2 separate regions of the Mus musculus genome follow, and region 2 is linked to region 1. Evidence: chromatin loops called from intact Hi-C (ENCODE). Cell type or tissue: gastrocnemius. All regions are shown on one strand. Each heading gives the region's core, and the rest is flanking DNA. Links, peaks and the distances in the headings are about the cores only. Region 1 overlaps Zfp469 (zinc finger protein 469). Region 2 overlaps Zfpm1 (zinc finger protein, multitype 1).

What was found. Hi-C counts contacts between places; a loop is a spot of excess contacts. Peaks named below come from ENCODE experiments on the same cell type or tissue, not always from the same donor. Only the 100,000 strongest peaks of a DNase experiment are listed, where the experiment ranks them.
Region 2: it touches region 1 in a loop (12-fold over the local background); 38 of 42 quality-filtered maps call a loop at or near these places.

What each region holds. Positions count from the first base shown.
Region 1 is chr8:122,267,076-122,279,303 of GRCm38, forward strand. Zfp469 (zinc finger protein 469) reads left to right here. Exons shown (of 3, transcript NM_001362883.1): 3 at 1-5,575. The coding sequence ends at 4,289. Gm39269 (a long non-coding RNA gene) reads right to left here. Exons shown (of 3, transcript XR_879285.3): 2 at 11,067-11,121; 3 at 6,803-10,601. Among named protein-coding and RNA genes, the nearest start is that of Zfpm1, 9.0 kb to the right of the region's middle. In gastrocnemius, for the core only: a CTCF peak has its summit at 6,245 (motif pointing right); a DNase peak (open chromatin) is centred at 6,265.
Region 2 is chr8:122,326,930-122,339,157 of GRCm38, forward strand. Zfpm1 (zinc finger protein, multitype 1) reads left to right here. Exons shown (of 10, transcript NM_009569.4): 5 at 5,161-5,260; 6 at 6,792-6,998; 7 at 7,523-7,753; 8 at 8,003-8,098; 9 at 8,184-8,330; 10 at 8,503-10,933. The coding sequence ends at 10,262. Among named protein-coding and RNA genes, the nearest start is that of Gm46056, 11 kb to the right of the region's middle. RefSeq lists an enhancer at 2,742-3,032. In gastrocnemius, for the core only: no CTCF peak of the experiment used is centred there; DNase peaks (open chromatin) are centred at 4,398, 6,002 and 6,414; H3K27ac peaks cover 1,105 bases.

The DNA of each region.
Region 1 (12,228 bases), core at 4,611-8,610:
GGCCACAAAGGGAACCTAGATCCCTGCTGAGCCCCATGCCTGTGCCTGCTTGCCAGCCTTCAGATCCCATGACCAAAGCATGCCAGACTCCTGGGAAGAAAAGCCACAAGGTGTCTGAGAAGGGAAGACCGAGTCGCCCGGCCCTGGGGGCTGGCCGCTCTTCTGGACCACCTCCCCTCCAGGACACCATGGGTCCTGAGATACTAAAAAGGACTAGTGAGAAATCTGAGGGAGCTGGGACACTAGACACTCCCCTCAGCCAGCACCCACCCACCCTAGGCCTCAGTGAGCAAGGAGAGAGTGCAGAGGTTCCTGCCTCAAAACCAAGGAGAGCAGACAGATGGGGAACAAACCAGCTCCATCCTGACCAGACAGAAGTGAGGGGCAAGAGGCAAGGTGGACAGCCTGCCGATTCCCCCAGCCACCCAGAGAGGAAACCTAACAGGAAAGGGGTAAAGCTGAGGGCAAGGAGGCAGAAGCATGGTCCCGGAGGCACTACCCACGTGACTTCAGACCTACCAACCGCCTGTGGCCATCCTCTCATCCCCCTGAGCCTCTCGCCTGAGGGAGGATGCAGGCCAGCTGTCAGGCCTCCACCTCCATCCTCCACAGGAGGACCCAGAGCACTGGAAGATGCTGAAGACGTTGGTCCAGGGGCCCTGTGTACAGAGGAGGTACCAGCACAGAAGGCCCCCCAAGAGCATCCGGTCTGTCAAGGGACGATAGAGAAGGAGCATCCGGTGGAACAGAAGGCCACCTGGACACAGTGGTTCTGGGGACCAGAAGAGGCCACGGCATCGGACATTAGTGGAGAACCTTCACGGGCTATTGAGAGCCAGCCTACAGAGGACCACACAGGAGTCAAAGGCAGGTCCGATGAGGGCACTGGGAAAGGGACACCTGACTTACCTGACAGGACACACAGTTCTGAAGTGGACAACACCATCAGTAGCTACCCCCAGGGACCTATCAAAGACCCGGAAACCCAGAATGAAGTCCACGGGTCGGATGGCGCCCCCAGCCCAGAGCAAAGGGACCCTCCAGACTTGTTCGATGATGACATCTCCTTCTCTCGGCTCTTCCCCCTGGATGGCCGCCTCACTCAGAAGAACCTACGAGTCTATGGGAAGCGCTGCCAAAGGCCAAAGTGCCCATCACCGAAGGAGCCCATCGCTGAGGTGATAAACAGTGTCTCACTCGGCTCCACGCGCCTGCCTACCGATCTCAGTGACTCGGGCTCTCTCTGCCTGTCCCGAGAGGAAGAGGATGTGTGGGATGATGAAGTCATGAGTTTGCCCGAGTCCCTCCTCCTCGATGGCCTTCTAAGCAATAAGACACCTGGCCTTGACCCATGGACCCCCAGCCTCAGCCTGTGGGCCCTGGAATCCGACAGGCAAACCAGCTGCGTGGAGGAGAAGCCTTCCTGCTTGATGGAGAACCAAGATGAATGGTCAGAGCCCATCCCGCAGCTGCACATGGTCCCAGCAGCCTGGCGGGACCTGGAACACTGTAGCCCAGCCTGTGAGACAGCCTCTTCTGTTGGAGACATGAGCCCGGAACCCCCTAACCTAGAAAGGGAACATGACAACAGGCCTCCTGGAAATGCCAGCCTGCCCCCACTTTACGTTAAGGACTTTGAGGCTCTCAGCACCCAGCTGGAGATACAAGACCTGTGCTTTCTGAGACCCTGTAGTGACCTTGTTGAACTCTCTAACCCAGGCGCCCTAGACTTCCAGGTCACAGCAAATTCACAAGGCCCTCCAGACAAAAGAATGGAGGGAACTGCCCGGGCCAGACGAGCCAAAGGCAGAGACCTGCGGGTGAAGGGCAAGAGGGCCTCCTACAAGTGCAGGGTGTGCTTCCAGCGGTTCCATAGCCTGGGCGAGCTGGATCTCCATAAGCTGTCGCACAGCCCCTCGCCGCCCCCAACTTGCTACCTGTGCGTGGAGCGCAGATTCAGTTCCCGGGAGCTTCTACGGGAGCACTTGTGGGAGAAGCACGTGCAGGGCAAAGCAGGGCCGTGGGCCTGTGGCATGTGCCTGAAGGAGGTGGCTGATGTCTGGATGTACAACCAGCACCTTCGGGAGCACGCAGCCCGCTTTGCCCGAAATGGCCAGGCGCGGCGAGCCTTAGGAGACCTGCCCGGGTGCTTGGAAGGGGAAAGCGCCCTCACGCACTTCCTGAACACCATTGTGGAGCGAGCATCCAAACCCCAGAGGACCAAGCGCTCGATCGGCAAAGACAGTAGGGAGCCATCAGAGCAGGAAGGAGACGCTGGAAAGAAAACCCCAAGAAGGATGAAGCGCAAGGCACGTGCCTCGGTCACCCCCAGCCAAGATGGCGCCGAAGGAGGCAGCCTATCCGTTCTGACCAGCAGTTCTGCCACCTGCTCTGACTCTGCCAAGACGCCCCCCGCCCCGTCCCCAGACCCTTGGTCCCACGGCGAGTCCCCGCTCCAAGCTGTACCAGTGCACGAGGACTGCAAGGACCCCTCCCGTGACTGCCACCACTGTGGGAAGCAGTTCCCCAAGCCCTTCAAGCTGCAGCGCCACCTGGCGGTGCACAGCCCACAGCGCGTCTACCTGTGTCCCCGGTGCCCGCAGGTCTACCCTGAGCCCTGGGAGCTGAAGGTACACCTGGGCCTGACCCACGGGGTGACAGAGGAGAAGGAGCTCCCACACGTGCCTCTCTATGCCTGTGAGCTCTGCGCCAATGTCATGCACGTCATCAGGAGGTCCTTTGTCTGCAGCTCCTGCAACTACACCTTTGCAAAGAAGGAGCAATTCGACAGGCACATGGGCAAGCACCTGAGTTGCGACCTGCAGCCCTTCACACTCCGGAGTGTTAAGCGGCCAGGGGTTCCTAGGAGGAAGACCCGTGTCTCCCAGGATGTGCTACCCAGCAAGCAGAACAGGCTGATGGCGCCCTTCAGTCCCCCTGAGCTCAGCACTGACAGAATCCCCTCCACAACCAGCCCTACACCAAGTGAGGTGTCCCTTCCTGCACTGCCCCTAGCGCCTAGCCTCATCCTGGACCAGCCCAGTTCTCAAGAGAACCCTGTGGACCAGGCAGACCACTCACCCAGGGGGAACAACCTACCACTGAGTGGCCAGGATCTTCCACCTCCGTCTCTGTCTCCTTTCTCAGCTGCCTCAGCTGAAGGTACAGGCGGCTGCTGCAAGCTGAACAGAACCCTGGAGAAACCAGAACACGAGGCTTCCTTGGGAAGCCTTGAGCCATGTAAATGGCAGGCTCTGGTAGGGGAAAAGAGGGCCCTTCACCTGTTCCCAGGAAAACACAAGAGTCCAGGCAACGGAGACAAGTGTGCCCCTGGGTGTTCCCCAGGGCACCCCTCTCAGCTCCAGGAGAGGCTAGTGACCACACACCACATGGCACCTGAGGGGAGAATAGAGGGTCCCTCCCAGAAGGGCAATGCCACCAAACCAGGAGCCTACTCAAGTACCTCCCATCACAGAGCAGCAGAGCCCACCAAAAAAGCACTGAAGCCACCAGCACCACCCCGAAAACCAGGAGGGATGGGGATCCCAGCCGCAGAGCTGGTCTTGAGTCCTGAGGACAGGGTAAAGCCCAACACTTCTAAAGGTAAACTGCGAGGCACCCCTCAGAGCAGTGGAGGGCTCCAGCCTGGCACTCAGACAGGGGGTGGCAGCCAGCCCCAGCCAACCAGTGGGCAGCTCCAAAGTGAGATGGCCTCCACCCCTACTGAGCCCAGCTGTCCTAGCTGGGCGAGCTCCACCCCGGACCAGCCCCCACCTCGAGCCCACACCAAGGGTAGCACCAGAGGGCCTGGGGACGCTGTTCATCAGGGGGTCCAAGTGCATTCAAGTCCCAGGGAGAAAAGAGAAAGCCATGGAAGACAAAGGAAGGGCCAGGCCCTGGGACTGGGCAGACATGGAAGCGTGGGAAACACTGGGAAAGCCCCCTTGGCCCCCGACAAGTCATCCAGGGCCCCCCGAAAGCAAGCAACTCCCAGCCGAGTTCCCCCTGTCAAGTCGAGACCCAGTGGCCAGAGCAGCAGGGCAAGGCCACAGCCATCAGCACAGCGGAAAGGGGATCCAGGCCACACTTCAGAAAAGGGCTCTTTGCCCCAGGCAAGAGCCCTGTCCAGGCCCTACAAAAGGGTCAGAGCTCTCCATGTCAGTGGTGTTGCGCCTATGGAGCCCCGAGACCGCCGGACTGCAGAAGCCCAGAGCGACCTCCTCAGTCAGCTGTTTGGGCAGAAGCTGACCAGCTTCAGAATCCCTCTGAAGAAGGACAGTTCCCAGTGACCCAAAAGAGAGGATGCGTGGGTGCCCGGCTGATGGGCTTCTGTCTGGCCTCCAGCATTGGAGACAGCTCCCTGGTAGACCCACTGCCTGTTTCTCTGCACCTGAGTTTCCAGATTCGAGGCCTGAGAACAGGGCTTTGGCTGGAAGGCTGGGAAGGACCGGTCTCTACCGCCCAGGGATCACCTGCTTCCCTAGTGTCAAGTACTTGAAGAGAGCAGGTTGCATCCCATCACCGCCACCACACCCTGTTGGCCAGGTGTCTCGTGCTGTAAAGCTTGTGTTTGAGGGTTTGCACAGGGTTCCCCGTCTCTTAGCAGGGAAGCACACAGTGGCAGCTGCCTTTTCTGCTGCCATTGTTAAAATTCCAAAGTGTCATGGGAGAGGGCCATGCTGTCTACTTGGGCCATTTCTGAGCCACCTGGTCTTTGACAGCATGACAGGACCACCCTCCCCCACCCGCAACCACAAAATCGCGCTGGCCTCCAGCTGCACTGCTGATCTCTGCAGCACCTTGTCCCCACCCCACCCCACCCCCCACCCCTGGAACTGGGTTCCTATAGGGAATGCAAGAAGGCCCTTCATGGCCAGCATCCTGTGGGTCCCTCAGCCCTACGGCCCCTTCCTAGTGCCTTCTTTCCCCATGGGGCTCCAACTCTAGGTCCCAGAAAGCCTGGTCCAAAGGCTCTGGTGCTACTCCCGTGCTGTAATGTGAATACAGGCTCCCTGGTCTTCTTTGAACCACGGGATGATTAGAGTGGGGAGACCTAGCCAGAGAGGCTGCAGCCCAGGACTCAAGAGAGAGCCTCATCCACCGGTCTCCCCAGTTGAGCTCCAGCCCAGGGTCCCAGCAGTGAAGGGACCCCCCAGGCTGGGCTGTGGGTCTGGTCTGTGCACTGGCACAAGCCTGCCAACTGCACACCTGCCTGATATAGCGTTGTGTATCAAAGTGGGCAGAGGGAGAGGTTTCCCATTCCTCCTAGGAGTCTTAGAGATTCCTGCCTTACTTTGTTGTGTAGTTTGTTGGCTTTTTGGGGTTTTCTTGTTTTTTGTATTTTTGTTCTTGTTTTTGTTTTTTAGCTTTGGTGCAATGTGAGTGTCAAAAGGTTTTATTTTGACATTTTAAACAAGACCAAATCAGGCCCAAACTGCCTCCATAGAAGGTGCTGGGGTCTTTCAGAATGCCTCCTTCCAATGGATAAAGACGTGGGCAGCCCCCCCCCCAGGTTGTACTGTAAAAGCTACAGCTAATTTGTCTTTTCAAATATATTCCCACTATTTTCGCAGAAGCCCCGTGGCTATGTAGCATCTGTCCTCGCTCCCACTTCTCACCAGAGCCCCGATGTGGCCCAGGCAACATTTGTTCTGTCTGTTGTACCCCAGGGTCATTGTGTGCTATAAGCCAAGCCAAAGCTGTGGGGACACTTCAACCAGGTTCCCAGGGGATAGGAATTGTCTAAGATGGATTTAGGGAAATAGGGAAGTGGGCAAGGTGGCAGAAGCCAGGCCAGAAAGGGAGGGGAGGGGTTTGACTATACAAGGCCCTCACTCCTTAGTGTTGGGGCTGGGAAGCTCAGGGGAGTGACTGTCTGATCTGGGCCTTAGAAAAGGTTTGATAGACTCAAAATGAAGACCCAATGGGCCAACCAGGTCCACTGTCCTGCCCTGTCCTTTCCTCTGAGCAGGAGTCTGGGAGTACTGTGGTTAGCAACAGCTCCAACGCCTCAGACTAGGGTTGAGTGTCATGTGTCATGTGTCACAGACTGGCGGAACTCTGCAGGCTCACACGCCCTTAAGAGGGGACTCTGAGGGCAATTTCTTGGAGCCATCTAGGCTATGTTCAGAGTTTGACGGGAGTAAGCCGAGCCTCTGTTCATATCCCCCCTTACTCCTATGCTCCCTCTTCCCCACTCCCAGGCCATCCTGTGACCAGTAGACACACAGAGGGCATAACCCCAGCCTGACCACCAGGTGGCAGCATCTACTCAAACGGGGAGCCTGACTTGCCACCTGTGTGCAGATGCAGCCCTGGAGGCGCCTCAAAGTGCAGCAGACAGAACTAGGGCTCTCCAAACACAGTCAGGGACCCTGTCAGCTCATGGGGCCCACACTGATTAATGTTCACACATGTATAGGCGCTCTCTGAAAGCACACCTGCTCAGCCTTCAGGACATATATTCCAGATCCTCACTGCCCACCTGGAAAGTACTTTGATGTAAGCCATCTGGGGTGTATCTGGGAGGCAAGGGCCTGACACTGAAGGAGCCATGGGTAAGTTTCCCTGCGGAGCACACTGAGAGCCAAGAAACAGCGAGTTACCCAGAAGGGTCCCAGCCCTGGGAATCATTGGGGCCACAAACCTTTTCCTTGACCTTAGGCAGGACCTATCTCAGCCTGACTACGGAGGAGGGGAGGAGAGATGACCATGCCCATAGTGAGATGGAAGACAGGGGACAGGTAGAAACTTCCAGTTTCACCTGGGGACCAGGCAGCATAGCCAGCCACACAGACAGAGCTTGGCTCAGGTGGACTGCATTCTCTGATGGAGAAACAGAGCACCCAGGAAGCACGGCATGTTTATTGTATAGAGCTGAACAGAGAGAGTTATTGAATACAGCTGAACAGGGGGCGGGGTTTACCGTGTGCAGCTGGATGGAGGAGGCTGGGTTTGCTAATCTGGGTAGGCACAGTCTCTACAGGGAGCCGTCTTCAGGCTGTAGACATCCACGGTGTCCATTTTCTGCACACACTATCAACGCCCACACATGGACCAGGAGAGCAGGCTTTGCCATCTCCCTCTGGGTCTGAGACTAGGGTCGTTGACAGGGCTCTGCTTTCACTCAGAGCTTCCTCTGCTCCCCTCAGGCTGCTTCGGATGCTACCTTTCCTTGGCTTGCTGCAGAGCCTTACAGAATCTGTGCTCCTGGGCGTAGGAAAGTGTGGCCAGTATGGGGAGAACTGAAAGCCCGGCATTGGGCAGGCAAGATGGTGGCTCTGTGGGTAAAGGCGCTTAGTGTAGAACCCACAAAAAGGCAGAAGGAGAAAGCCAACTCCCATGTCTTCTGACCTTCAAATACACACGCACCCTCACACACAATAGGGTAACAAAAGGCAGGCTCCAAAAAGGCACATTTAGTGGAATAGATGCTGCCTGGGTATACGAGGGGACAGCGTAGTGCTAGGTGCCCATGGCTGGGTCCCTTGTGGTGTTCCCATGAGGCATTGGGGCTGGTAGATTCCAGAGCCCACAGGAAAACACACACTTGTCCATGGTACATGGCCAGGCAGACCGAGTTGTGGCACACATATCCATTCAACCTCCAGCATCAGAGATGAGTGAGCTAGGATGGGCCTCAAGGGACGGTCCCCAATACCCTGGGGGTGGGGCATCAGACACAATGAGATCCATACTGCTGCCCTCTCCGTTTGCAAGGGAACCCAAGGTCACAGGCCACTTTCACACAGGACACTGTCTGCCTCCCCGACTGTTGGCACAGCCTTGAGGGTAAAAGGTCAAGGTCACTCACTGGTCTCCAGCTCCGTGGAGGCAGGGAAAGGCAACAGGGGTAGTCCACCTAGGCCCAGGGTTTGCCTGGGAATGGATAAGCGGCACAGCCTCAGTCTCCATTTTTCAGGACACCTCCCCCCGTGATGTTTCTGGGTCCCTAGGAGGAGAGCATAGAGCTTGCCCACACTGTTGATAGTGGCAAGACTTGCCTGTCTCCTCTGGCCCCAAGCGGACATCATGCTCAACACACATCCCGCTACCCTGGCTGGCATTCATAGCTTTCTCCTCAGCCCCGACTCCAGGCGGAAGCTGGCTGGCACAGAACAGTGTGGACTCCACCACCAAACCTTGCCCCCATGACAAGCAGTCACTGATAAGACAAAGCAGAGGAAACAGCAGGGGTGGGGGGAGGAAGGGGGAGCTTAGGGGGGGGCACAGAGGTGATCCACACTGCTCTGTGCTCCTACTGCAGGCTGCAAAGTGACATCACACACAGCTTCCATAGTCCCCAGCAGACCAGAATGGGGTCCCTCTCACGGTGTAGAGCAGGACATAAGACAAAGGCTACCCGTGCTCCAATATGGAAGTGGGGGAAGGATGGCACACAGTAGCTGCAGCCAAGAGAGGGCTAGAGGTCCACCCAGGTGATGCTCGTCTCCTTGCTCCAACCCTGCTGAGCCCCACGAGGACGACTGTGGGTCTAGCATTGCCATTGAGGTCCTGTTCCAAACAGACTGTCCACTGTTTACCCAGGACAGCTATGGCTGCCAGGCAGACCTCCCTCCACCTGAGCATGGCTGAGGGTTGGCGGAGCCCTGGGGACACGGGGACTCTGCCTATGCCTGCAGCCACCCAGAGAATCTTGCCTTTCACTTGCACCAAGGACTCCTCCAAGGACCACATGACTACATCTTGGATACACACCCCAGTGTGAAGCTCTCTCTCTCTCTCTCTCTCTCTCTCTCTCTCTGTGTGTGTGTGTGTGTGTGTGTTTGTCTGTCTGTCTGTCTGTCTGTCTCTCTGTCTGTCTGCCCTTTTTGATTCTTCTGCATCACCTTAAATTCTGCTTAAAAATAACAGTGTGTTCCCCCAGCATCTTGTCATCAGCAACCATGGGAGCCATAGCACATGACCTTCCTCTCTGGCTACCACTGGTCTTGATCTGAGTTCCTCACACCATAGGCTCCCATGCCTAGATTATGGCTGCTGGCCCTGGACGTCCAGAAAGGCTCCTCCCAGCCTTCATCTGTAGCCGCTGAGTACCCACCCATGCATGACGACTGCCCAGGAACTCCTACCCCAGCAGCCAAAGCTGAATACAGGATTCCACATGGGTGCTGACTGAGCAGAGCCTGGCCCTGTCTCCCTACTCCACCTCCCTCACTCCAGCAGTCACAGTCAGCTGAGGCGCTGTGATGGTTGAAGGCCTAAGCAAGCTTCCTAGTGACATTAGCCTCAGGCCAGCCTAATATTACCCAAGGGTTTAAAAAGCTTGCACATGCAACATCCTTGCTGACTCCCCATTGGCCGAAGCAGGTCTTGTGGCCAGAACATGGGTGAGCCTAGGAGATCTGGGTGAGGGCTAGGAGTGAGGCCTGCTCAGCCTACACCTCCCTCCGCCCCCAGATATCAGTCGCCTCCCTTACCTCCAGTCCCATTCTGGTCATTTTATCACCAGCCTCCCCGAGCCACAGCTATACTGAGGACCGCCTCTGAGTCAGCTTTGCAGTTACTACAACACAATGCCAGAGGCAACCAAGCAGACAGAGAGAAAGGTTCCAATGAACTCATAGCTCTGGAGGTTGAGGGTGGGCAAGCACCTGCATCTACCCACTTCTGGAGGGTAGTGGGTGAAGGAGCTAGCATCCATGGTCAGAGATCATAGGAAAAGCAAACTTCACATGTTATTAGGAGTGGAGAGAGCCCAGGAGGGTATAGGGACTCCCTGTCCCTTCAATTGCACATCCCAGTGATCGAACAGCATCTACTGGACCATAGCTTGAGAAGGTCTCAGTACCCCTGAACATGTGAGAGAAAAAGCTCTAACATAGGCTTTAAGGGGAGACTCGGTATCCCCCCAGCACCCCATGGCGTTTCCTCCTTCTTGACTTCCCAGGACACCTATCCTTCCTGTGTAGTCTACACCCACCCACTGTGTTTAGCCTTCCAGGGTTCCCACAGAACCAGCGTCTAACCTTCCAGGACTGTCCACAGCCCACTGCCACCTTACAGTCTCATTCTGTCCTCTGCCACCCGCTGCGTCTGACCTTCCCCTGTATCCCAGACACTCATTGTTCCCGTCCACCATCTCCCTCTTTCTCCAGCCTGCACAGCGGTGACGGATGTCTGAGGTTCACCGCCTCATCTCAGTACGCCAACCTGGCCCATCGCCTTTTGTGGGGAGAAGGAAGGGAAGGAGGAACGGAGGCGGGGTAGAAGCCGGGGACCTGTGAGGTGACACAGATGAGGCGTGGTGAATGTGCAGAAGGAAGCAGGTCGTGCCAGTGACATGTTCTCCTGACCTCGAGGTGGTGTCCAAGGGAGGATGTGTTTCTGGCCACACCCTTGCCCGGAGGGCAGATTAAAGTCACATGAGAAGCAACACGAAGGGCGGATCTTGGCTGATGCCCACCGTATCCAAAGTCGGCAGCATCTAGGCATAAGCCTGTGGTGGCTGACTGTCAGGGCACGCTTGCTAGAGACCTTGGCTGTGTACATTGACCCTGGAGGCCAGGTGGAAGGGCTTGTGCAAATGTCCCGAGCCAGCTCTTTCTTCAGATGGTGTTGTCTTCTGACATCTTTGGTGGCTGAGAACAGGGACAAGGACCTGCCTGAGCCCTCTCCCCAGAGCCAGTCAAAGCCAGGAAAAACAGGCCAGAAGCACACACAGCCTAGACAGCCAGCCAGATGGGGGAGCTCTCTATAGACCTGCCTCCTTCAGTGGCCTCCCAGTTCCTAACTTAATTTATTTTGACATCCTGGCTGCCATTTGACCTCCTCGGGGAGTCACATGGTGTTGAAAACTCATTATCCTCTATTGAGACAGGAAGTTAATTAAACCCTTCACAGAGCTGGTGGTGACAAATGTCAGGATGGCCCTTAGCAGGGCTGCCTGGTGTCTTCAGGGCCTGGGATGACTGACAGTAGAGGAAGAAAGAGAGGCCTGACCCAGGCAGGGGGTAGGGAAAGACCTGAGCCTCTTCCCCAAAACAGCATTCAACATCCATTCTAAGACAGGGCATTTTCCAGAGGGAGTCCTGCTCTGCTCTTACCTGCTGTGTGGCTCCAGGCAAGTGACTTCACCTCTCTGAGCCTCCATTTATCCACCTGACAAGACAAACGGTAATTGTATCAGTTCCTCCTTCAGAAACTGTTATGCTAAGGCACGGACAGGCACGGAGGCTGGTGCCATGATGCCACCATGATGCCCCCTCCTTGCCACTGACAGTGAGAGATGATGAAGCCCCTAGTGCTGAGGGCCTGCCTGCAGCTGCCTTACAAGCTGGAGCGGAGAGGAACAGGGATTTCCCTCCTGAAAAGTGAACAGGGAGGGCCAGGCAATGGGAGGGAAGGGTGCCCACAGTACCCGAGCAACTAATACAAAGGCCCAGTGGCCACATGTAGGGCCTTGAGAAGGATCTCACTCACAGCAATCCTCCTGCCTCAGCCTCCATAGCAATGGCATGTACCACATCACCCAGCTAAGACAAGTGTTGGTGTAGCTAGCATCATGACTCTCGGGGAGCTGGGGGCAGCAGTCAGGATGCTAGTGAGGCAGGTCAGGAGGAGATGTGGTGAAAGCCCAGTCGCAGAGTCTGAGCCACCGGGAGTTGAGGCCACTGAGACTAGGTAGCTGCGGGAGCCAGTGAGGTTTGGAAGGGACAGAGGAATCGGGGCGTACAGTCGTCCTGTAGCCCTGATCTCCAGCCACGGCCTCATGCCTCACGTGTATTTTGGCATCAGGTAGCAATAGCTCCATGCACGAGCCTCCCAGCTTCCATATCAGTGCAGCTTCCATATCAGTGCATCTCCAGCCCCGGCATCCTCTTTCTCCTTCAAGATCTAGCATCAGTCTCCCGGTCATCATCCAAAAGCCATTGCAGGGGGTGAACCATCACAGAGCATGCCCACCAGGCATGGACTCAACCATAGGGCAGTGGAACCACAGCCAGACAAGACATAAACCTAGAGCCCCCGGGGACAGGGACTGAGGTCTGTGGAGTCCTTTCCAAGGTCCTGCCCTTCAAAACCACAGAAGGGCAGTTAGACCTATACCTAGGAACACCCTGCTGCTTTCTGCCTGGAAGATGCCTCGTCACCCATTGAGACCTACACAGGGTCCCAGGAGAAAACCCAGGACAGTTCTGAAGGGGGCTCCAAAAGTGCTGACAGTGGCACCCATGCTGTGTGCCCAGAGTAGGTGCTGGCAGCCTT
Region 2 (12,228 bases), core at 3,591-7,590, 59 kb after region 1:
ATGTGTACATGTGTATTCATAAATGGGCACATGTGTGGATGGACAGGTGATCAGATAGAGGGTGGGGGGGTGAGTGGATGAATGGATGGGTGGAAGAGTCGATGAGCAGATACAGAAGTGTGGTCGTGGAGGGATGCATAGGTGGATGTGAGTGCACAGCCCTTCACCCCAGCCTGCCTATGTTGGTCTGCCTGCTCAGCTTGCTTACTTTGGCCAGGGGCCACCATAGCATCAGTGAGGCCAGGGGAGGGTCCGTGACTGCTGAGCGGGGTGGCAGATGCATTAAGAAAAGATGCTAGGAACCGGGCGTGGTGGTGCACACCTTTAATCCCGGCACTTGGGAGGCAGAGGCAGGCAAATTTCTGAGTTCAAGGCCAGCCTGGTCTACAGCGTGAGTTCCAGGACAGCCAGGGCTACACAAAGAAACCCTGGCTCGAAAAACCAAAAGAAAAAAAAAAAAAAGAAAAGAAAAGAAAAGAAAAAAGAAAAAGAAAAGATGCTAGAAAGGCTGAAGTGGGCCCAGACTGCGTGACTTCATGTGGACCAGCCTTTAGGTCAGTCCCTAATGGCCTGAGGTCCTCTCATCTGGGGATGGAGTGAGGGAGCCTAGGCTAGCCCAAACTCACCTTACTGGGACTTGAGGGAGTGCTGGGGAAGTTTGGTTTCCATCCCCATCTTTGTGTAACAAGGGAGGGAGGGTACCCAGGAAAGGCATCTCCTCTCCAGGGCATGCAGCCCAGCTGTGCCCACTGCTGTTCTACCCAGATGTGAAATATAGTTTGAGCCCTGCTTCACTGGCCTGGGGAAGCATTCCAAGCCCCGCCTTAAAGAGACAGCAGCCCAGCCTGAGAAACCTCAGCTGGAAAGTGGCTGTCTGCTGTAACCTGACAGCAGGCATAGATGTACCCCGAGTGCCACACCCTGTACACTCTGTCATAGCTGAAGACAGAGGCCACTATCCTAAGGGGCAGAGTAGGTCCTGTGCTCTTTGAGGCAGAGCTGCCTGAGGCGTCTGGTGGCCCCAGGACTCTTGGTCTTCATGTGGCTCCATCTCCCCTTGTACCTTCTCTTTTTTATGTCATTTGTTATTTGGGCTACCCTGTTCCAGGTGATTTCATATTTTCATATGAAATATGCAAAGACCCTTTCTCTAAATAAGATCACTCTCACAATTCTGGTGACATCTGTGAAGCCACCATTCTGCCCAGTCCATAGAGACTGGGACAGTCAGGAGTGTCATTTGGCTCAGTCACCAGGCCCAGTCTAGGTTTGCTCTTGGCTTTGTGGGGGCCTGAGCCCCCTTCTTCTCCATCTTTGGTTTCCCCGTCAGCTAAGGGAGAAGCTTAAAAAATATCCTAGGCTCCCACCCCTCCTCAGGCTCCTCCATCTGCTCCTGAGCTGCAGCAGCTATGGCCTCAGACCTGCCTGCAGCTAGCTCCATCTTTGGGCCCCAAAGCCACCCTGAGGTAAAAGGCTGGGGCCAGGAGGTGAGCAGCAGGGCCCACCCTACACAGAGGGATGGCTGGCAGGGATGGCATGAGCCATGCGCCTGTGACTCTCCCCGCAGGTGATCTCTGCCCTCATTTCTCTGCCTGAGATGGCCAGCATCGTCCTTGCTCTCCTCCCAACACGAAATGCAGTTAACATGAACCCAAGCTCACTCTTGCTGGTCCCTTGTCCCCTGTTGTCCCTGGCCCTTCAAAGGCCCTGCTCCTTCCCCTTTACTATGTACTGTGTCTCTAGCCCTTGGCACAGAGCTGGCCTTCAGGGACTGAGGGGCGAGTACATGGATGAGCAGTGACAGTGGGGTGGGCAGAGCTTCTTAGACTTTGGTTCTAATCCTGTGTACACAGCGTGTATTCTCGGTGAGCCTCAACCCTACACCTATGAAGTGGGCGATGGGCATCTGGGGAAAAGAGAGGAGCCATAGGCTGTTATCACTGTGGAAGGAGGGTGGATCAGCAGGAGAGAGGGCCTAATTAGAGTCACCCTGTGACCACAGGCCCCAGCACTAGTCCCCAGCATATGGGGACCTGAAGCCCAGGCAGCAGTGTGGGATACCATTTTTGGAGCAAGCTGCCCACCTGAGAGGGCTCACCTTCCCTGAAAACGGCTTTATGAGCAGCAAGATTTGGGAACAGCCGCAGATAAAGTCGTCTCAGAGATGGTTTCTGATGGTTTCTGATGGTTATCAGCCCGCAGAGTCGGACACTGACCTCTTTGTTGGGGGAACAGGAGCAGGCTCAGATCCACAGGAGAATTTAAAGTGGCTGATGTCATCCAGGGCTGGGGGGAGGGAGAGTTGGAGCCAGGAGGGAGAGACAAATGATGGCTGGAGGGGCAGCGAGTGGGACAGATGCCAGGGCTCTTCTCTGACCTAGACACACCTGAACAGAGGAGCCGGGGGCCGGGAGCTGAACTCCTCCTCCGAGGCCTACCTGAGAGACCCAGACAGGGAGAAGAGTGACCACAAAGCCCTGTCCCAAGCCCCAACCTATCCTGATGCAGGGCAATGACATTCACACACACACACACACACACACACACACACACACACACACACACACACACACACGGAAACAGAGAAGGGACCTGCATGGAGGCGCAGGACCTCTGTTTTGGGGCAGCCAGGAACTCATGGCCCATTTCCCTGGGGACTTGATGTGCTGGACAGCAACCACTGCTCCCTCCTAGCACTGCTCCCCAAGGTTGCATGCACCCCATGCCACAGTGCTGCAAGGGGGTGCGGTATGGTGTTCCATGCACTGGGACTGCCACAGAAAGAGCAGCTTGTGCAGCGTCAGCAAAGTGGCGTGCGTGTGCGCGCTCGTGTTTTTATCATGCGGTGAACACGCTGCTCCGGAGAGCGATAAGCGTTAAACCGACCGCGAGGCTGTCAGTCTCAGTTTGAGGGTTTAGAAATATTGGGACGAATAATTAGATTTCATATCGTTACCACAGCACCCATCAGAGGATCAGGCAGATTAATTTTCTCACCCTCCTCCGCTCATTAATATTCATTAGAGTAGTGGAAGGCTGAGGCAGGGAGGGCCAGACCCAGCCACCTCACTGACAGCCATCTGCTGGGGCCAGGAACAGCTAGCCTGTGAGAGTCAGAGGCCCCCTGTGTGGCTGCCCACACCCGTCTGCTGCTTACTCTGTGCTATCCAACTGTGACCTTGAAAGCTCACCTACCCCCTGCATCCCTGGGAGCCACCTCCTGACGGAAGCCAGCCGATCTGAAGCAGGCTCTTGGGTAGAATGCACTCCCTCAGTGGACGTGTGGCAACTGCCAGCAAGGTCCAGGGTGCAAGGCAATACCTAGGTCCAGAGATGCCTTACTGTTCATGTTATCCTTCAAGCAGAGCATAAGTAAGCAGCCGTGGCCAGTATACACAGCTCTAGGGCTTCCTGTATCCTCACATTCATCTGTGCCCAGGGCAGAAAGGCCCACAGAGAAGGGCACAGCCTCCCTAGCCCCCAGCTCTCCCACCGCCCTGAGATGGTGGCAGGACAAGGAAGGGGATTCCTTCCCCTATCCTGACAGCAACTTTGTCATGTGGGCCTCACCGTGCTGGCATACAGGAAACTGAAGCCAGAGGTGCAGGTGTTACCTGCTAGGACTCCAGGGCTCCCCTTCAGAACCAGCTTATCTCCACTCCCTGCTCCATGGCAAGCCACGTGGCAGCAGGCAGGTGACGTGGAAGCCACCGGGCTGGGCTGTCATGACCTCATGGGTCACTGGGAGTTCCCAGCTAGTAGGCCTTATCTTGTTGGCTCTGTATATGCCATGTGAATGCGATCTGTAAAGAGTTGGTCCACAGGGGTCACAGGAGAAAGGTCAGACCTGAACCCTGACGTTTGGCCCCAGAGCCTATGTGGGCATCACACACAAGGGGACCCAGGAGTGCCAAGCACTGTCCTGGCAGTTCCCCTTACAGTCAGCAGCCTGTTTCTCCTCCTGTTCCAGCCTGTTGGTCATCTTCCTTACCCAGTGAGCTCATTGCCATGACCACCGCAGCGGTTCTTAGGAGCCGGGAGTGAGCAGGGGCTCTAAGCTTTGGGTTAAGAGTTCCTGGGGTGCAGGTTTCTGAGTGAAAGGCATTTATTTGAATCAAACAGCGAATGGCCGACAGGATGATACACAGGCCTGCTCTGCCTTTACACATAGTGCCCGAGTGGCTTAGTCCAGGGGCTAAGTAAGCTCAGCGAACAGGGAGGTGCCCAAGTGGCAGCAGTCACCCACCCCACCCTCCAAGGATAGACAGGACTGGGCCTCTGCTGTCCCTGCCTTCCACTGGCTGTGTCTCATCCTCCACCGGAGACCAAATCCCAGCCCAGCCTTCCAGCCTGGGCTGCACAGAGACATGGCCACGTACACTTACTTCCTCTGCTGCTGGGCTGAGAGCCAGGGTGCAGGGGGCAGGAAGCAAGCAGCTTTGGTGGCCCTGGGGGGCTGAGCCCAGAGCTCTTCCCTTCCAGGTTCAGATGGAGCTGCAGAGGAAGTGTGTGGCACAGCCCTAGGCTGGAACTTCTAACCCCAACCCCCTCCCCTTTATTCTGTCTCAGTTCCCTGGCCCATATGATGGGGAAGAGGGCACAGAGCCTCAGCTACCCACTACCCCTCGCTCCCTGGCAACACAGCTGTCTTGGGTTGGGGCAGCCAATCTCAGGAGAAGGACAGTGCTCTCAATGAACGGACAGGGCCAAAAGTTCCACCCTGCACCAGAAAGGAAAGCTCTACTGTACAGAGACATGGGCTCGTGCTCTCCCTCTCTCCCTCTCTCCCTCTCTCCCTCCCTCTCTCCCTCTCTCCCTCCCTCCCTCCCTTTCTCAGTTCCTTGCAGGAATCTAGCAGTTGCGTGGTATGGGCCATACCCTTGGTGCCAGCAGCTCTGCTGTCACAGAAAGAGAACACACATCAGCAGGCTCTATAGATTCAGTGCTTGACAGCTCTAGACCTTTGTTCCCAACAGAGACCAATGCATAGCCTGGGAATGCACAGCTCCCTGCCATGCCTCCAGTTATCATAGTGTTTGAACTACACAAGTCCTACTGCTATGAGCTACCAGGCTGCTGACCACCACTACACAACAGAGCAAAGCCCCCCACTCGGCATCCTATATAGACTGAGCCTTTCCCATCTCCACTCTTCTCTAGGGCCCAGCTGTGACCCTGATGGTGGATGAGAGCTGCTGGCTAAGGATGCTGCCCCAGGTCCTAACTGAAGAAGCCGCCAACTCAGAGATCTACAGGAAGGGTCTGTATCTCATGCCTGCCTCCCTCCCCGCTAAGGTCTTTCAGAAGGCAGGGTCACTTGGTTCTGACTGGTCCAGCTCTTAAAGGGACACCAGCTTATCTGGGTAACAATCAAACTGCCTGAGAGAGCACCCTGAACCCCATCTGAGAGGATGATGGACAACCTTTGGAGCTGCAATCCCATGCGAATCATAACCACTGACACAAGAGCTAGAGGGACCACCCTGGGCCCTCTACAGCCAGCCCCTGAACACAAGAGCTAGAGGGACCACCCTGGGCCCTCCACAGCCACTGAACACAAGAGCTAGAGGGACCACCCTGGGCCCTCCACAGCCACTGAACACAAGGGCTAGAGGGGCCACCCTGGGCCCTCCACAGCCACTGAACACAAGGGCTAGAGGGGCCACCCTGGGCCCTCCACAGCCACTGAACACAAGGGCTAGAGGGGCCACCCTGGGCCCTCCACAGCCACTGAACACAAGGGCTAGAGGGGCCACCCTGGGCCCTCCACAGCCACTGAACACAAGAGCTAGAGGGACCACCCTGGGCCCTCCACAGCCACTGAACACAAGGGCTAGAGGGGCCACCCTGGGCCCTCCACAGCCACTGAGAGCTCTGCTTCTCTACGTGGGCTTAGGGGGAGACTGAGCAAGAAGAGCTTCCGGGGACCACTGAAGGCAGCCTGCACTAGAAAGGAACACGCCCCAACACCAGATTGGATGTTGGCAAGCCGTCAGCCATGTGCTTGCACCACCAGGACTGACCTGCCCATAGGCTTCTACAACACAGTTCTGCCCAAGTGTGCCATCCACAGAAGACAGAGGCCCTTATAGGGATGATACTGATAAACATGACCTGATCTGGGTGGGGCCTGCAGACAGGGTCACAGTGACCACAGGAATCCTGTGGACATTGTCGCTTGATTTTTCCTGTATCACTTGGCCCATAATGGGACTTACACAGGCTCTACCCTGCAGCTCAGCTCCTACTGCCACCTTAGAACATACATACTCCCTTTTCTTTTCCCACTTTCTGCTGGGAGTGGCCACTGGCTTGAGACTGAGGCCAGAAGTGTCCCTACTCACAGCTCACAGGGTTCCAGGCCATGTGGCAGAACTGCTGGCCCAGGACACCTGGGTTTTTGTGGATTGAGGCTGCCCTCTACAGGCTACTGTGGGAACAGCACCAGGCCCATGCCCAACAGATTGAAAACCTGCCTGTTCTGGAGCCCAATGCGTTAGGACACCCCTCTACCCCAGCCAAGTGATAGTGATTACATACAACCCCCTCATATATCCCTGCCCATGTCTACCCTTTTACTGGAGATGTAAGCTCCCCCAATCCTTGCCTCAGACACAGGATAGCACACCACAAATCCAGCCAGCCACGAACGTGAGCCTGAATGCAGCCACTTCCTGCCTTTTGCCCAGACTCAGTCATCCCTGGCCATACAGCAGGGCCCCAGGGTGGGAGACAAAGGGAAGCACCCCCATTAAAGGCCCAGGATCATCACAAGTGCCTGTACCCTACAGATGACGCCCTCTGGTGCAGGGTTACCAAAGTGGTGCCTTCTGGTGGACTGCTATATGTGCGCCTTGTCACCGAGCCCCATGGTGCTCCCAGACACCCTGTGCAGGAACCAGTAGAACCTGGAGGCTTGGCCCCAGTGCACACCGACATCCAGCTGCTGCCCCAGCAGGCTGGCATGGCATCCATCCTTGCTACCGCAGTCATCAACAGTAAGTATGTGACTCCCAGGGGCAGACTTTGGTTGACACTCAAGTCAAAGGTTAGGGCAGATCCTGGGGGGGGGGGTGGTCAGCATGCAAAAGGTCCAGTTTACACACACGGGGAGGGGGGGGCAGGGGATAAATTATGCTCCAGTAAGACACTGAACTGAAGGACAGTACCCAGCTGATGCAGAGTGACCCGAGTGCTAGATTGTACATGGCCTGCTACCATAGGAAGGGCTCAGCCCCAAGGGACCTGGTGCGGGCCCCCTGAGAAGTAGAAAGAGAAGGTGGTGGCAGGCATGGGTGTAATATATGCCTAAAGGCAGCAGTAGGAGCTGAGTCCTCATGTCCCCTGTGCAGGGACAGGAGAATCCCCAGTGCCTGGGTGGGTCCTACGATTAGACGGGGCCTTCAGGGACACAATGAAAGGAGAGCTAAGCCACCAAAAGCCAGTACCTCAGCCTGGAGCTGTCAAGGCCAGGCCCTTCCTCATCCAGTCAGTACCTCACCCCCACTTGTACCCCTACCAGAGGACGTCTTCCCCTGCAAAGACTGCGGGATCTGGTACCGTAGTGAGCGGAACCTGCAAGCCCACCTGCTCTACTACTGTGCCAGCCGCCAGCGTGCAGGCTCTCCTGTCTCGGCGACGGAAGAGAAACCCAAAGAGACCTACCCCAATGAGCGTGTCTGCCCCTTCCCCCAGTGCCGAAAGAGCTGCCCCAGCGCCAGCTCGCTGGAGATCCACATGCGCAGCCACAGTGGTGAGTGCCCCGTGCCTGCCCTGGCCAAGCCAGGCCCTGCACTGGACTGGTGGTCAGGAAAGCTTGCTCTGCCACCATGTGCTATGCAGTTCCCCGTCCCTCCACAGCCTAGCGCAAGGCTTACCTGTGGCTATATGCACACTTAATAAAAGGCTGGGTGTGTACTTGACGCTGGGCGGCATATGACTGATGCGAACTAAAAGGGCCAGTGTTCCTTCCTTGTCACTGGGATCCATCTCTGTGTTCCAGGAGAGCGCCCCTTCGTGTGCCTCATCTGCCTGTCGGCCTTCACCACCAAGGCCAACTGTGAACGCCATCTCAAGGTGCACACAGACACGCTCAGCGGTAGGTGTGCTGGAGGGGGCCGGGATGGGGTCTCTGGGGCTAAACCTGAGCCCCAGGAACCTGACCACAACAGTGTGGCCTACAGGTGTCTGTCACAACTGTGGCTTCATATCCACCACAAGGGACATCCTCTACAGTCACCTGGTGACAAACCACATGGTGTGCCAGCCAGGCTCCAAGGGTGAGATCTACTCACCAGGGGCTGGACACCCAGCAGCCAAACTTCCTCCAGGTAAGCAGCCATACTGGAGCCTCACTGGCCCTTGGATAAGTGAAGGGGGGAGGGGCCTGTCCATAGGCATCACATGGTGTCCTTGTCAACCCTAGAACCCCAATCCCTTCTGCCTACCACATCCTACCTAGGGCCTGCCCTGGGCCTGACATGCAGCCCTGTGTTCTTGTAGACAGCCTGGCAGGCTTTCAACAGCACTCGCTGATGCACAGCCCCCTGGTTCCCGCTGACAAGGCACCCACCCCATCCTCAGGACTGGACAGTAAGGCCGAAGTCACCAACGGAGAGACCAGAGTGCCCCCCCAAAATGGGGGCAGCAGTGAGTCCCCTGCAGCCCCCAGGACCATCAAGGTGGAGGCTGCAGAGGAGCCTGAAGCCACCCGTGCCTCCGGTCCGGGAGAGCCAGGTCCCCAGGCTCCGTCTCGGACACCTTCACCACACAGCCCCAATCCAGTCAGGGTGAAGACAGAACTGTCCAGCCCCACGCCTGGCTCTAGCCCAGGGCCGGGAGAGCTAACAATGGCCGGGACACTCTTTCTGCCACAATATGTGTTCAGTCCGGACGCGGGCACAACCACCGTCCCTACGGCGCCACAGGCCTCGGAGATCCTGGCCAAGATGTCCGAGTTGGTGCACAACCGGCTACAGCAGGGTGCAGGGAGCTCCGGCGCAGCGGGAACACCCACTGGCCTCTTCTCGGGGACTAAGGGTGCCACGTGCTTTGAGTGCGAGATCACCTTTAACAATATCAACAACTTCTATGTGCACAAGCGCCTCTACTGCTCGGGCCGCCGCGCGCCCGAGGACCCGCCCACTGTGCGCAGACCCAAAGCGGCCACCGGCCCGGCCCGCGCGCCCGCAGGTGCCGCCGCAGAGCCAGACCCGTCACGCTCGTCGCCGGGGCCCGGGCCACGAGAGGAAGAGGCGAGTGGCACGACTACTCCGGAGGCCGAGGCCGCGGGCCGGGGCAGCGAGGGCAGCCAGAGCCCGGGCAGCTCCGTAGACGACGCAGAGGACGATCCGAGCCGCACGCTGTGCGAGGCCTGCAACATCCGGTTTAGCCGCCACGAAACCTACACTGTGCACAAGCGCTACTACTGCGCCTCGCGCCACGACCCGCCGCCGCGCCGGCCACCCGCACCCACGACCGCACCGGGACCCGCGGCTCCTGCGCTGACAGCGCCACCCGTGCGCACGCGCCGGCGTCGCAAGCTGTACGAGCTGCCCGCAGCTGGCGCCCCGCCCCCAGCCGCAGGCCCCGCCCCTGTGCCAGTTGTACCCTCCCCCACTGCGGAGCTGCCCTCTTCTCCGAGACCTGGGAGCGCCAGCGCCGGCCCTGCCCCCGCGCTCTCTCCGAGCCCGGTCCCCGACGGCCCCATAGACCTGAGCAAGCGGCCGCGTCGCCAGAGCCCGGATGCACCAACAGCTCTGCCCGCGCTGGCCGACTACCACGAGTGTACCGCATGTCGCGTAAGCTTCCACAGCCTCGAAGCTTACCTGGCTCACAAGAAGTACTCATGCCCCGCCGCGCCTTTGCGCACCACTGCCCTCTGCCCCTACTGCCCGCCCAACGGGCGCGTTCGCGGCGACCTGGTTGAGCATTTGCGCCAGGCACACGGCCTGCAGGTGGCCAAGCCAGCGGCCAGCCCGGGCGCTGAGCCCCGCACACCTGCCGAGCGTGCTCCGCGCGACAGCCCCGACGGCCGCGCACCACGCTCTCCTTCCCCTGCTCCCGAGAATACGCCTTCTGACCCAGCAGATCAAGGCGCTCGGACACCCAGCAAGGGCCCGCCAGCTCCTGCTCCTGCGCCGGGTGGTGGTGGCGGCCACCGCTACTGCCGCCTGTGCAACATCAGGTTCAGCAGCCTGTCCACTTTCATCGCGCACAAGAAGTATTACTGCTCTTCTCACGCCGCCGAGCACGTAAAGTGAGCCTGTGGGGCCGCACCACCAGGACCCTTGACACTTAATAAAGACATTCGGTGTGATAAATTCGCTGGAGGCCCAGCCTGTTGTCTTAGATCTAGTGGGCCTCATTCCATACCCCAGCTTGTGCGGCCCTGCAAAGGGCACCCCACCGTTTCCTCCAGGACTTAGCCCGCTCCAGGGATTCAACCGCCCCTGCAGAGTTCTTTTCCTCTGCCTCTAGCTCACCCGCTGCCCTGCCAGAAAGTGCATCCAATTGCAGACTACTAGAGAGAGTGAAACCTTGTTCTTGCTGAGTCTTCGAGAAAGAGGACCAAGTCCCAAAGTGCCCCTCCCGTCACAACAGGGGTGGGTACTTATGACTACAGAGTTGGGCCTGGGTATACCCCCTGTAGTCCGTGGCTGGCCGGCTGTAGGCCACGTCTGGCAGAACCAAAGCAATGGCAGTCTAGCCATTGCTTTGGCCTCTCTGCTTGGTCCCCTGAGAAGGTGTGAACATGGCTGTTCTCCAACTCTGTAAGTCTTAACCGGCAGCTGTAGAAGCTGACAGAGAGCCCTGAAAATACCATACCCCAAGGACCCGGGCCCTGTCGGCCAGTCCACCTCTCCTGCAGCCTTCTGAGGCGGCCTGCTGATGGACCTGGGTTTACACAAGAATAAATGTTCCTGAGAGTCCATTCACAGGCCTGCCCAGTCTGGAGCATCCCTCCTGGTCTCCTCTTAAGGGCCCTTCCCAGAATGCCATGCATCCTTCCACCTTCCTGATGCTCATGCCCAAGGCCTGGCCTCTGGCCTCAGTCACTCCATAAACTCCTTTCTCCACCTTGGCAGAGCAGTCTGCCCTCCCTTGCCTTTACCATGCAGGAGGGACAGGGTCTTTCCCTGGTCCCACTGTCGGAAGCCCAACCCTGCTCAGTCTACCCTGTTCCTTAGCTATAGGGCTCTACAGATCACCAGCTCTTGCCTAACCCTCCTGCCCCTCACTCTATGGCCTGCAGTTGGTCCCTAGTCACAGACCCCAAGGTCAGTCACTATGAGCCTCTGCCTGTGTCTCCAAAGTAAACCACCCATGTCAGCTCCTCGTGTGCAGCCGACACCATAGCACTGCTTCAGTCACCATCACGTGCCCAGGAGCCTGCTTGCTAAGCCACTCCGGCTCCATTCAACCCTGCCTGGCACATTCCTCCCTTCAAGATAGCCTCAGGTCACCATGGTCTGCCTCCTCACCCCGGTGCCCTGCAGGCAGGACACCCTTCATCTCTCCCTCTGGTCCCTCTTCCAACTCTCCACTCCGTTGTATACTTCTGCTTGCCAAGCTGCTGCCGCTGCGGCTTGATGGAACCCATCTGCCCTTGTACCACCTCACGATGCTTGGCCCATGAGCATCCATGAGAACAGGGAATAACACTGCCCCCAGCCACTCACCTCTGCCAGGTGTACATCTTCCCCACGCACTGGGATTGGTCCATGGGTAGGAACATCAAGGCTCAGTGGTACCGAGCCCCTGCCAGAGCACCTTGGATAGAGTTGGGCTTTAGCGGAGTTGGCTGGGCTGCCCCCTGCCCTGGAGATCTTAAGCATGACCTCCCCAGGCCCTGCATAGGGCTCAGCTCTGTCCAAATCCACCCAAACTGACCAGGGAACGGTTGGAATGGGGGTCCCATGCTTCAGGCAATGGTTCCCCTCTGAAGACTTCATATACATGTCTTATTGGGGCAATATATACCATCCATTGGGCCTTTTGGGGACCCCCATTTAGACCTTTCTCCCTTCCCCAGCAGACTGTGACCCCACCCACCCCACCCATCAAATCCTGCTCTTGATTTCAACACTAGTGGAGACTCGGGACAGTAGAGGGCAGTATGGCTCACAGAAGCACCTGGTGGGCCTGCCACCGTGCTTAGCTAGGGTGGCCTGCCCACCACCAAGGGTATGCTACAATCCCTGAGGAAGAGAAAGGAGTCATGAGAAC